2 separate regions of the Homo sapiens genome follow, and region 1 is linked to region 2. A link is a contact called in ENCODE Hi-C or POLR2A ChIA-PET data. All regions are on one chromosome and are shown on one strand. The core of a region is the stretch at or near the end of the contact, and the rest is flanking DNA. Distances in the headings are between cores, read along the strand shown.

Region 1 (6,163 bases), core at 107-2,606, 750 kb after region 2:
TGAGACAGGATCTCGCTCTGTCACTCAGGCCGTGCAGTTGTGGGATCTCTGCTCACTGCAACCTCTACCTCTGGGGTTCAGGCAATTCTCATGCCTCAGCCTCCTGAGTAGCTGGAATTACAGGCATGAACGACCACACATAGCTAATGTTTTTTTTTGTATTTTTCGTAGAGATGGGGTTTTACCATATTGGCCAGACTTGTCTCAAAACTCCTGGCCTCAAGTAATCTGCCTTCCTTGGCCTCCCAAAGTGCTGGGATTACAGGCCTGAGCCACGATGCCCGGCCCTATTTCTCTTCATCAAAGATCCATATGATTGTTTTTCCTTTGTTTACTTGATAATCAAAGTATTATATTTCTTTATTGCAACTTGATTTTTCCGGACTACTAGTGAGGTCGAAGGTTTTTTCATATATTTATGACCATTCTTTTGCAAATTGTTTATAGTCTCTTTTCATTTGCCTAATGGAATTAGTTTTAATAATTATTATTAGTTTAATAATCTTAAGGGTATAATAATAAAATCAATATTATGGCCATTTCAAATAAGACTGCCGAAGGGAAGAAAGTAGACATTAATTCCATTAAAAAGATAAAAGGGAAAACAAGCTTCAGGAAGATAGATAAGAATATTTAAGAAATGTAGAAATATTCACTTATTTGAGACACAAGATAGTGAGAAAACAAATTGGACTGAAATTTAGTAGTGTTAGAATTAGATCTTGTTCTATCACTGGCTGATTTGTAGTAAGACATAAGGCCAAATATTTAACTCTTATTTGTAAAAGGAAAATAATACTGTTTTCTAATCACCTGGGGTGGAAGGCAGTAGTGGGGATGGTGGTATGGCAGTAAAGATTTTTACCACAGAGGATGTGGAGCAAGAGGAAAGCATAACTTATTTTTCTGAGTAACAAGACAGTGGCCAGATGAGTTGGGGAATGGTGCTTACACAGAGACAAGGACCAGGGATACCTCTTCCCTCTCTGTCTACTCCTTCACCCTTCCAGACGCGTCATGAAATGCTATTTATGTAGACGTTAAGTCTCCTTTCAAAGTAGAAATTTACATTCTAGCTAGATACGTTTTTTATTATTGAAATGGAAACTTTTAACATGGTATGAGCTTATAAAAGTCTCATTTTTTGGAAAAAGTTATGTGCAGAACACTTCTGTACATCAAAGAGATTAAAGACAAAATAACTCATGGGATTTGAACCTGTGATTTCAGAGATTCTACTCCAAAGGCTGATTTTCTGCCACCAAGCTCTCTCCTCTGGTTAAGAACATATTTTAATGCTGAAAAAAACTATATGCAAATCAGCTAATAGCCAGGTGGTTGGTTCTGTTATAGCATATCATGAGGGTGAGTTCAGCACTTACATCCTTAGCTTGTTTGAAAAGCATGCTTCATGATGAATCTTTTTCTGTTCCCCAAAAGAAGTTCCCTATATTCTGTTTTTTTGTGTGTGTGTGTGAGATGGAGTCTCGCTCTGTCGCCCAGGCTGGAGTGCAGTGGCGCGATCTCAGCTCACTGCAAGCTACACCTCCCCGGTTCACACCATTCTCCTGCCTCAGCCTCCCGAGTAGCTGGGACTACTTTGGATGAAAAATGAAAATAATAAGTCTATCCTCTAGGATGTGCCCTTTAGAAAAAATGGGCTTAGTACTTTTTTATGTATTCTATTATCGTACACATGAGTTGTAGGCCATAAAGTGATCAGTGATTTAGCACTCTTGTGAATATACCAGACTAATGTTACCAAACATTTACTGTGCTAGCACACCCATTTGAGAAAAAAACTGATTTGAGCTAACTTAGGTAGACTTTCTTTCCTTAAATTCCCATGGACCACTGAAGACCACATTTATATGTAGCTACATACTTTATAATTAGTTTAAAAAGCACATTCGTATGCTGGTAGATATCCTTCCTTCTCTTAAGGAAATATAAAGAATGATTGATGAAATAGAAATATATTAAGATTGGGAAGGAAGACTGTCCTTACTGCAAATGGTATTTTCAAAATAATAGCTAGATTTTATGTAATCTTCTTACCCTTTTTTATTTAATAATTTACATAATTTGATAAACTTAGCCCTGCAATATCTATTACCAAGAAGAAAAGGAAAATGGTTTCTAGATTTCCAAGTGCATCATGTACATGTATTTTCAAGCTCTTAGAATATTTAAAACTAAAGTTTGATGTGTTGGCCAGAGAGGCTCTTAGTAATGTAATGTCAGTATGCAAAATTCATCCTATAAGAAACATATTATGCTGGAGTCTAGCCTGAGCTTTGGGTTCTAAATAGAAAAATATAGCTTTGGGTTCTAAATAGAAATATAGCTCAGGGGCCGGGAGTGGTGGCTCACACCTGTAATGCCAGCACTTTGGGAGGCCAAGGCGGTGGATCATTTAAGGTCAGGAGTTCAAGATCAGCTTGGCCAACATGGTGAAACCCCATCTCTCCAAAAAAATACAAAAGTTAGCTAGGGGTAATGACGCATGCCTGTAATCCCAGCTACTCTGGAGGCTGAGGCAGGAGAATTGCTTGAGCCTGGAAGGCGGAGGTTGCAGTGAGCCGAGATTACACCACTGCACTCCAGCCTGGGTGACAGGGTGAGACCCTATCTCAAAAAAAAAAAAAAAAAAAAAAAGGAAGCAATATAGCTCAGGGCAGAATGATTGGTCCTGATTGGTCCTGAGTTAGAGATCATTTTTGACATCTGGGAAAGAAAATGTGAAATGTGTATATTTGTATTATAATAATAAAATGAATTTAAACAGCAAAATGGAGTTAATAATTTTCACTTTTTTGCTTTCAGGTTATGCATTAGACCCTTCATTAGATAATCATCAAGTGTCTGCTAAATATATTGGTTCTGTAGAAGAAGCTGAAAAAAATCAAGGTAATTTATTTGAAACATTTGATATCATATATACCTACACATCTATAATTAGTGTCTTGCAGAGTGACTTTAATTAGACAGTAAAAAATAGTATTTAGCGCTTTTTTTTTTAAAGTTGAAACAATGGAGCGATACAGTTTAGAGCAATATAGTTCAGAAATGTTACAGTTTAGAGCTTGCTTTTGCCGCTTACTAGTTGTGGAATCTTGTAGGGAAAATAATGATACATATCTCTTTGAGTTACTTTGAGTACTTGGCACCATGCCAACCCTGTAGAAATCACTCAATAAATTACAACTAATGTATAGATAATTTTGGCAATTGATTTCTCAACATTAATGTCAAGCTTCATTTTAACAGAGTAGAAATACTTTATTTGGTAAGTCTGTGAAGATTGTCTTTGAAGAGTTGCTTTGAAGGTTGAGTTTGAATATGTGTTGTATGTATGCTTGTATTCATATTCATTTTGTACTTACAATAAGACAAAACATCATACGCTAAACGCTAACTTGTCACAAGCCTCATCAGTCCATTAGAATATTATCCATAAAATGCAATTTAAAAAGTAATTTGCTGGTTGGTTGCATGGGACATTTGTGCTTAGTAGCTATAGATCCTATGTGATCTGGCTGGTCTCTGTATATGAGCTAGATTATTGTTAAAATAGAATTTTAACAGGCTTTTGCTATAAAACATAGCCTGAATTAATATAGGTAGACATTTCTTCTTTAAGCTAGACCTCTGCAAGTCCCATCTAAAGGTAGCTAGATTCTTAGTTAACTTGTGACTATGATTCCACAAACCTTTCTTTTTCCAAGTTAATGACTATACACAGTATGCCACCTCCTACTAATCAAATCAAAATCTCAACCAGAAACACCCTCCTTCTCCTTTTCTTTTACTGTTAACGTTAATGATATTAGAGGTCAAGATGAGACTGAAATCACTTGGAAGGAATACCATTTCTGGTGAAACCTTGTTTGATTTACATTTTTGCATTACAAGTGAAGTGAAGATAAGTTATTAAGTACTTACAGTAATTTAGTTTAATTTAGTTTTAAAATGATAAATTACAGTTTATTCTTGCTTCCAAATGTCACTTTATTATTACTTAGCAATAATGAGTTTCTGAGTTTTTTCCAGAAAGTCGTACAAATCCACTGACACAGCTTTTTGATTCAATAAAAGGCTTGTGCGCCATTGTAGGAGTACATATTTGGGTCTCTTCTTTAAGTATACAGTATTAGAATTTGCAGAATATTGAATTAGTTTTAAGTGTCTTTGCCCAGAAGGTTGAATCCCTTTTTCTGTAGCATGAGTCAGCGTATATGGTAGATTCATGTAGATTGTTTTTTAATAACTCTGGGGTCACTTGAACAATCATCTTTCTTTAACCATATAAAATAAAATTAAACATATGTTCATATTTCTTTAGAAAATGTACATCTTTGTAATCTCTCAGTTTTTTTTTTAATTTTTTTTTTGTTAACGTAGGTTTAACTGTATTTGAAACTGGTCAGAAGAAAACAGAAAAGAGGAAAAAGTTTAAAGAAAATGATGCATCCAATATTGATGGTTTTTTGGGACCATGGGCAAAATATGTGGATGAAAAAGATGTAGCCAAACCTTCAGAAGTAAGCTTTGATGTTTTTAATTGTCAATTCAGGTATACGCTGTATCTCTATGAAGGATATCTACATTAATAAACTTGAGATTTCTTTAGAGAACCAAATGACTCATCAAAATTTTTCTGCCTTTAGTTGATTGAAAATATACAATAAAATTTATTTGTTTTTCTTTGGGATATTTTTATTTACCTTTTCTGCTGATTTGTTTTCTCTCATGCTTTTTTATTAAAATACAATATTGAACAATTTTCATAAAGATTTCCTTGATATTGCTATTAAGCTGCCATGGTAGCTACTCTTCTGATACTAGACATTCAGATAGTAACTACAAAATCAGCCTTCTGTGACACTAGAATTGATTATAAATTTTATTGATTTATGAATTTATTTAAAATTTTCAACAAATTTTATCTCTATATATATCTTAAAAACTACTATAAAGTTTGTAAAGTAAATGCTCTGCCGTTCCCTTCCTCACCTCCTAATCTCACTGTCTCCATGAGCCAGAGAGTGTTCTAGGTCCCAGGCATACAGCAGTGGACAAGATCAAGAAAATCATGACCTCATGAAGCTTATATTCTAGCTGTTACTTACATCCAGTAAATCCATGTTTATAGTAATAGAAATAAACAGGTGATATCTAAGATGAATAAACTTATTCTACTATTTTTTATTTTAGATTTTATCTGTTGACTTGTTATTATAGATAGAGATTTACTACTACCCCATCTTCTGTCCCCAGCTCCTCCCAAAAAAATTGTGTCACAAATGTATAGCTATCACTTATATCCTTAGGAGTATGTAAAAACAATTAACTGAAAAACAACATTATGTGCTAAAATTCAGTTTCCATTCTGAAACTAGATTTTCTGATTGCCTTGTCTTTTTACTTGTATAACTAGTATAACATGTTAAAATTTATTTCTAGGTGTCACAGAAGGATAAGTTTTGAAAACTGATTTTATATAGTTGAAAAGTATTATCTAGTATCCATTATGTATTTAGTACCATTTCATAATTTGTGGAAGAGGTAATCAGTCTCTGCTTATAGAAGACTTGAGCTTGGCCGGGCCTGTAAGCCCAGCACTTTGGGAGGCCGAGGCGGGCGCATTGCCAGAGCTCAGGAGTTCGAGACCAGCCTGGGCAACACAGTAAAACCCTGTCTCTACTAAAACAGAAAAAATTAGCCAGGCGTGGTAGTGTGCACCGAGTAGTCCCAGCTACTCGGGAGGCTGAGGCAGGAGAATTGCTTGAACTAGGAAGAGGGAGGTTGCAGTGAGCAGAGATTCGCGCCACTGCACTCCAGCCTGGGCGACAGTGCGAGACTCATCTCAGAAAAAAAAAAAAAAAAAAAAAGTGTTGAGCTTGTTATCCTGGGAACATACTCGGACCAGATATGTAGAAGTCATTATAAAGAATTTATAACCAACTTTAGGTATAATGAGGTTCTAGAACATTCATTTTAAATTTCACTCCTTAATTTTCTTAGGAAGAGCAAAAAGAATTGGATGAAATCACAGCAAAGAGGCAGAAAAAAGGAAAACAGGAAGAAGAGAAACCTGGGGAGGAGAAGACAATCTTACATGGTAACATATTTTTTGTACATCTTCATTTTTATGAAAAAC
Region 2 (6,311 bases), core at 2,781-5,280:
AATGCATCACCTTCCCTAAACATCCCAACATGGCCTGACCTCTGAGCTGGGATCCCAGCTTAGGCTGCGGTGAGTGCTCCACGCATAGAACCCCACGAGTCCTGATGACACAAACAACCATCTGTCCCAGGCCCAGGAGGCCTGAGGACTTAGAGCAAAGAGGGAAGCTTGGAGGGGGGTGGCATTTGGGAGACCTGCACCACCTGGTCGCATGGCAGTGCAAAACCAAAGTAAACAGAGGCACCTTCTTGAAGTACCACTTAAGCAAAACTCCCATACACAGGTTCATCTCTGAGAGATTCCAGGACTTTTCATGCTGGGTGATCAACTAGGGCTGTGCTTGCTTAATCCCTGAGGGGACAGGTTCCTTCTCCTTTGCTGCTGAGACCAAAAAAACAGAAAAGTGTGGAGTTCCTTGCAGTGAGGACAAGTTTGGAAGGGAGAGGCAGGAGCCAGGCCACAGTCAGGCAGGGGGAGGGGAAATTCAGCAAGAGGGTCCCTGACCTGTGGCTTTGAGAAGGCTCTGGAAGAAGCTCTGGTTGTAGATCCTGGCTACACCACTGATCTCCGGCACCTGTGTCTCCTCCACGGTGCGTCCATTCACAAAGTTGGCTGTGATGCCAATGGCCAGTTTGCCTCGCATTTCTCGAACTTTGAAGCCTAGAGGTGGCGGTAGGTGAACAATGGCAGGAGGAGGGGGTTATAACAATCTAGAAAGGCCCAGGATGTGCCAGAGATGCTGGCTTCTTTGAGGGAAGTGATCACTCACCTTCAGGGACGAATTTACCTCCTGCAGCCGAGATAAGGACGTCAAATTCATAGTTGGCCAGCTGGGCAGGGGGGTTGGGTTGGAGCTGGGCACGCCAGCCACTCCCTAGGGCAGGGGGTATGAGAGGCACAAAGGTGTAGAAGTCGTAAGAGCCCCTATACTCTCAGGACAAACCAGTGAAATCATCAAAACGTGTAAAGGACTCTCTGGTTTAGAAAGCAATGATATATTATCTATCAGATTACACCTTCACAGCAGCTATGGAAGGCAGGTGAGGAAGGAAGTGTTATTCTTGTTTTGCAAATGCTCAATCTGAGGCTCAGAGTGGCTTGCCCAAGGCCACACTATTAGAAAAGGAGACTCCTGGCTGGCATGGTGGGTCACGCCTGTAATCCCAGCACTTTGGGAGACCGAGGTGGGTGGATCACTTGAGGTCAGTAGTTCGAGACCAGCCTGGCCAACACAGTGAAACCCCGTCTCTACTTAAAAAAATACAAAAATTAGCTGGGCATGGTGGCACATGCCTGTAATCCCAGCTCCTCAGGAGGCTGAGGCAGGAGAATCACTTGAAACTGGGTGGCAGAGGTTGCAGTGAGCCGAGATCATGCCACTGCACTCCAGCCTGGGTGACAGAACGAGACTCTGTCTCAAAACAAAAACAGAAAAGGACACTCCTGGCCCATCCTTTTTCAGACACTGGCCAAGTTCTTGATGGGGGAGGGGGAGATTCCAGGGAGCATAGAAATACTTACCCTTCCTAGGAGGGGGCTGGAGGCCAGTGAAAGTGACACCCCAGTGAATTTCCACCCCCAGCAGCAATGCTACCTTCAGCAGAAGCAGCTGGAGCTGCCTGATGCCTGGAAGGGAGAGGACATTAGGAACAGGGACCCTAGGGCAGCACAAGCTCCCCATGTACCAGTGTGTGCCTGGTCAGGGTCAGACTGGAAAAGGCCTTAGCAATCACTCAGCCCAAAAGCCCACTTATAGATGGGGGACCTGAATCTTCAAGGTCACCTGGCTGATACGGATCTTGTCCACTTCGACATTTGGCTGTCCCAGCATTTCCCCACTGGCCTGCCTCTAGGCCCAAGCTCACCCGCCCCTCCAGGCCACCACGTGGTGCTCACTGATGTGGTCCAGGGTGCCGGTGCAGAAGCGCCCGTAGAACTTCTTAGCACCGAGTGCCCGCAGGTCGTGGATGGTGAAGGGCCAGAGGTGGAGCACGTTGTGGCGAGAGAACTTGGTGCGCTTTTCCACCAGCACCACTCGGGCCCCCAGCAGCGCCAGCTCCACAGCGACCCGCAGCCCGCAAGGTCCAGCACCCACCACCAGGCACTGTGAACACACAGGGCAGTGAGGGCATGGCATCCTGTCCGTCCTCTGACTCCCCGCATGCTCCACACCCCATCCCAGGCACCGTGTATCCACCTTGGTGCTGGTGCAGGCCCGGCCCTGCTGGTAGACAGGCTGGCCTGCTCGCTTGTCCAGCTTGGTCCACAGTGACTTGGCGCTCCAGTAGTTGAGCTGGTCCTTGATCTTGTGGTACTGGGGCAGCCCCCCACCGGGTTCCAGCCCCAGGGCCCCACACAGCTCCTGGAAGCTGCTCAGCACGTCCTGGCACAGCTGGGCCTGCAGGAAGCTCTCAAAGTGGGCATGCGCTGGGTTGGTGGAGGTAGGTGAAGCCATGGAGGCCTCCTGGGGAGGGCAGCAGCTGGGCAGAGATGAGTGGCTGGAGAGGTGGAAAAAGAAGGGGAAGAGGCTGGAGAACAGAAGAAATAAAAAGGAAGGGGAGGCGAAGAGAGCAGGCTGGTGTCCCCAGGGAGCTCGGGATTCACCAGTGATTGGCTCTGCTCCTCCCAGCCCATTCCCCTGCCAGCATCTGCTCCAGAGACAGCTGCTATCCAGTCCACTCCAAGTGAAATTTGCCAAATTTGGAAGTGAAAAACATTAGTCTTGGGCACAGAGGGCACATGGGACACCAGGGGAGCCTCCAGTTCAGCCTCCCTGTCCAGGGATCTCCAAGCCCTGGGGTAGGAATTCTTAGCCTGCCTTCCTTAGGCCTTGGAATCAGGGTGTGCGGGGATTTCTTAGATGTGGAGAGGACAGAGCTGCCTTTGCATGCAACACAGGGACAGATCTGATACCCACAACCCCAGCTGCTGAGCATACATCCTGCCCCATCTCCCTCCAAGCGTCCCTGTGCCGGCGCCCCTTGATGGCCTCAGTGCCACGCTGTGTCTGAGAAGTGTCTCATGGCAAGGGCAAAGTTTTCCTCAGCACTCGTGCTTGCCTCCTGACAGAGAAACAGCCTCTGTCCGCGTAGGTTCCACTTCCCTCCACCAAACTGCCTCAACAAACGGCGGGAGGATGTTGCGACTGACTGGGGAACGGAGGCCTGGGTCTATTTCTGACGCACTGTGGTCAAAACACTTCCTCTGTGAATGTGCCCTACTCCAGGGGGCCGTGGGTAGGGCTGGGGGTCGACCGCAGCCGGGTGCGCCCCTCCCAGGTTCCCCCCTCCCTGATCGACCCCTACCCCGCCCCGCCCCCTGTGCGCCCGGGCGCGCTCTCCCAGGAATCTCCGGAGACAAAGCCTCGCTTTGTCGCCCCCTCCCACGCCACCTGAAGGGTGCCCGAGGGGGTTTCTCACGCGGGGCCCAGAAGGTATCAGAGGGTATGGAGGAGGCGGGTGTCCACGGCAGCGTTAGGGAGGGTGAATGGCAGCAGTGGGGGCAGGTCCCTGAGGCTCAGGCCCCTCCACCATCCAGCTGCCCCTCCGTTCCCAGCCCGCCGCGCCGAGACAGGAGATGAAAGCCTCCCGCTGCGGGTGGCCCGGACGAGGGCAGACGGAATCTCATGACGGAAGGGCAAAGATCTTTCTTGGGGGTGGAGGGTGGAAGGAGGAAGACCTCGGCGAAAGGGGAGAAAGGAGCGACCCAGCCTGGAAACGCCAGGACAAAGGCTGTGAGAGGGGTGGAGCGGTCTGAAAGGATGGAGAGGGAGCTGGACCGCGGGCGGCAGCGGTGGGGGTCCCCGACACTGGACGGCAAAGTCCGGACGCGGCGTGAGCAGGGCTGGGCTGAGGGAAGACCTGCCTGACCTGCCAGGCGTGGTTCCCGAGCGACCGCAGCTGCGTTTCCCCGGAAGCGCACCCCACCTCACCCCACCCGGCCGCGGGGCTCGCAGCCGGCTCCGCTGGACGACTTACCGGCGGCTCCGAAGCCGGGAGGGGCCGCTTCCTGTTGGGCTGGCAACCAGGTCTGAGCGGGTGGGAGGGCGGGGGCGGGGGCGGGGGCGGAAACGCCGAGATCGGGCGGGGATGCTGGGATGCGGGGCGGCCCGGGGCGTGCGCCTGGAGTCGCGCGGAGTGTGGGCTTCCGCGAGGGGCGCGGGGCGCCGCCCGGGCTTTATTCGCGACTCATTAGCATCTCATTACTTCTGGATCCCTCTACCGCCTCCAGCGGGGACAGTCTTGGGCCCGCCCATGCCTGCAGGGTGGCGCCCGAGGGCGTGGCGCTGCGGACACCCCGTTCCGCTCTGGGGCCTCTGGGTGGGTCTGGCCTGTTGGGGGCTGAGGAGCTCGAGGGTCAGGGCGCCCAGTGCTGGACCGCGCACCCTCGGCCTGGGCTCCTTGCCGGTGCTTGCGCGTGCAAGGCTAGCTCTTTCCCCGCCGCAAGGCGAGGACCACCCGCCCCCGCCGCGGTCCCAGGTCCGCTGGCAGCCTCCCAGCGCCGGGCCGAGAGGGCGCTCAGGCTCCTCAAGAGGTTTGGAAAAGCCGGCGGGTCCGAGGGTGGCGCCGGAACGTCTGCGCTCTCCTCCGGTCTCCCACCTGGAGATCCACGGCCCGGGCGCCCCAGGATGGATCCAAGCGCAGAGTGCGCCTCCTGTGACAGAGGTCGACCCCTAAGCCCGGGCCGAGGGCAAAGGGCGCGGATTAAAGTCCTGGAAACTCAGCAATCTGCAGCTTCCAAATGGATATGAGAAGTGAGAGGGAAGGGGATGGCGGGGCGGGTTAGACCACCACTAAGAGATGGGGAATGGGAGGGGTGTGTGGAAGAGAGACCAAGTCTTCAAAGAATGCCTTAGAGTGAGGACCCACGGGACTGTCTGCTGAAAAGGGCTGGAGAGGCCTTTGGGATCAGCTTCGTCGTATTCCCGATAAGGAACAGCGCCTAAAGTGAAGGGACGCGTCCAGTCTTTTAGCTAGTTAATATTAAAAAACATCGTCTCATTTATTGACCGTCATCCTATGAGTATTACCTCAACATCAGTGCTTGCAACAGTCCCATTTTACCAAAAAGGAAACTGAGTCACAGATGTTCTGTGATCTGCACACAGCAAGTGGCAGAGCTGTTTGGGGGCCCAGGTCTGTCGGCTCCACCACCCCAGGGTTGACCCAAAATGACGCATGAAAGGCTGGCATTATAAGATGCTGTTTCTTGTTTAGACGAAGTGATACTGTTACACTGGAAGCACTAATAAAACCCAGGTATAAATAAGAGGGTTGCTGTCCTTGAGATCCAGAGACCATAAAGAGCTGGGAGGGAATAGGGCCTCTCCCTTTATTCTCATTTTGCATTTCATCTGGAAAATATCTGAGACCCAGTAAGACCTGAACACTCACTGTTCCCAGCTCGAGCTGAGAAGCAGGCAGTGGGACGAAAGCAAGGGGAAATGCCTGTTCTCTGCCAGGAGAGGCGAGGGAATTCAGCCAGGTCACGCTCAGAAAACTAGGGCAGCCTCTCAGTTGGGCCCATCCTAGCTTTTGAGTGTGACACGTCATTTGGCTTGAAATGAATTTGCCGAATATCAGACACACCCATATTTAAATACATGGTGTAAAAACGTTCTAAAGTCCACTACAGCTGGGTTACCCTGGGCTCCACCACCCCAGGGTTGATTCAAAATGATGCGTGAAAGGCTGGCATTATACGAAGCTATGTCTTGTTTAGAGGAAGTGAACTGTCACGCTGGAAACACTAATAAAACCGAGGAATAAAGAGGAGGGTTGCTGTCCTTGAGATCCAGAGACCATAAGAGATCCAGAGACCATAAGAGATCCCGAGACAGTCCCTGGCTTCTAGAATAATCTCATTTCCCTTTCACTAGCAGATGGTACACAACTAGCCGCTCCACTTACTACAACTACAGCGGCTACAACTAGCCGCTCCACTTTGCAAAGGCTTAGTGGGGTCTGGCTTGACTCAATGCCTTTTGCCAAGCAGGGTCATGTGGCTCTATGAATGACACATCATAAAATTTGTCTTTAAAGAAGATCAGAGAACAATAATGAGTTCATCAGTGCTAAAAACTGCTGACTTGAAGTTTCAACTTATGCTAATTAAATACTTAACATGGGGGCATAAAGCAGCAGGGAATACATTGTTCTGGAATCCAGAAGGTCTGGTTGGATTCCAGCTTTGCTTCACGCTAGCCTAGTGTGACCTTGGATGTCACCAACCACACTTCGTCTGCCCATCTCTAAATGGAGGCAGTTTAATTACTCAGCCTTCTCAGCCCATTTCTACTCCAAAATCCTATC

What was found. Hi-C counts contacts between places; a loop is a spot of excess contacts on that map. ChIA-PET counts read pairs that join two places held with the same protein, here RNA polymerase II (POLR2A).
Region 1: a loop to region 2 is called in a map of B cell, with 3 times the contacts of the local background. The contact joins the enhancer-like site here to the promoter of MICAL1 in region 2. A Hi-C loop is called at or near these places in 1 of 168 maps with a recorded cell type or tissue (B cell). POLR2A ChIA-PET finds 5 or more read pairs at or near these places in 1 of 52 experiments (activated B cell).

What each region holds. Positions count from the first base shown.
Region 1 is chr6:110,204,680-110,210,842 of GRCh38, forward strand. CDC40 (cell division cycle 40) reads left to right here. Exons shown (of 15, transcript NM_015891.3): 4 at 2,827-2,910; 5 at 4,405-4,544; 6 at 6,028-6,124. Among named protein-coding and RNA genes, the nearest start is that of CDC40, 27 kb to the left of the region's middle. Within about 2 kb of position 1,357, at least 3 of the 41 ENCODE cell types and tissues checked have a DNase peak (open chromatin) inside an H3K27ac peak, as active enhancers do; they include B cell, where a contact is called at or near this core.
Region 2 is chr6:109,451,742-109,458,052 of GRCh38, forward strand. MICAL1 (microtubule associated monooxygenase, calponin and LIM domain containing 1) reads right to left here and starts at 4,031. Exons shown (of 25, transcript NM_022765.4): 1 at 3,978-4,031; 2 at 2,198-2,498; 3 at 1,897-2,104; 4 at 1,522-1,626; 5 at 770-874; 6 at 505-660. The coding sequence starts at 2,455. RefSeq lists enhancers at 2,623-2,672, 2,903-2,952, 3,035-3,543 and silencers at 3,103-3,442, 3,803-4,652.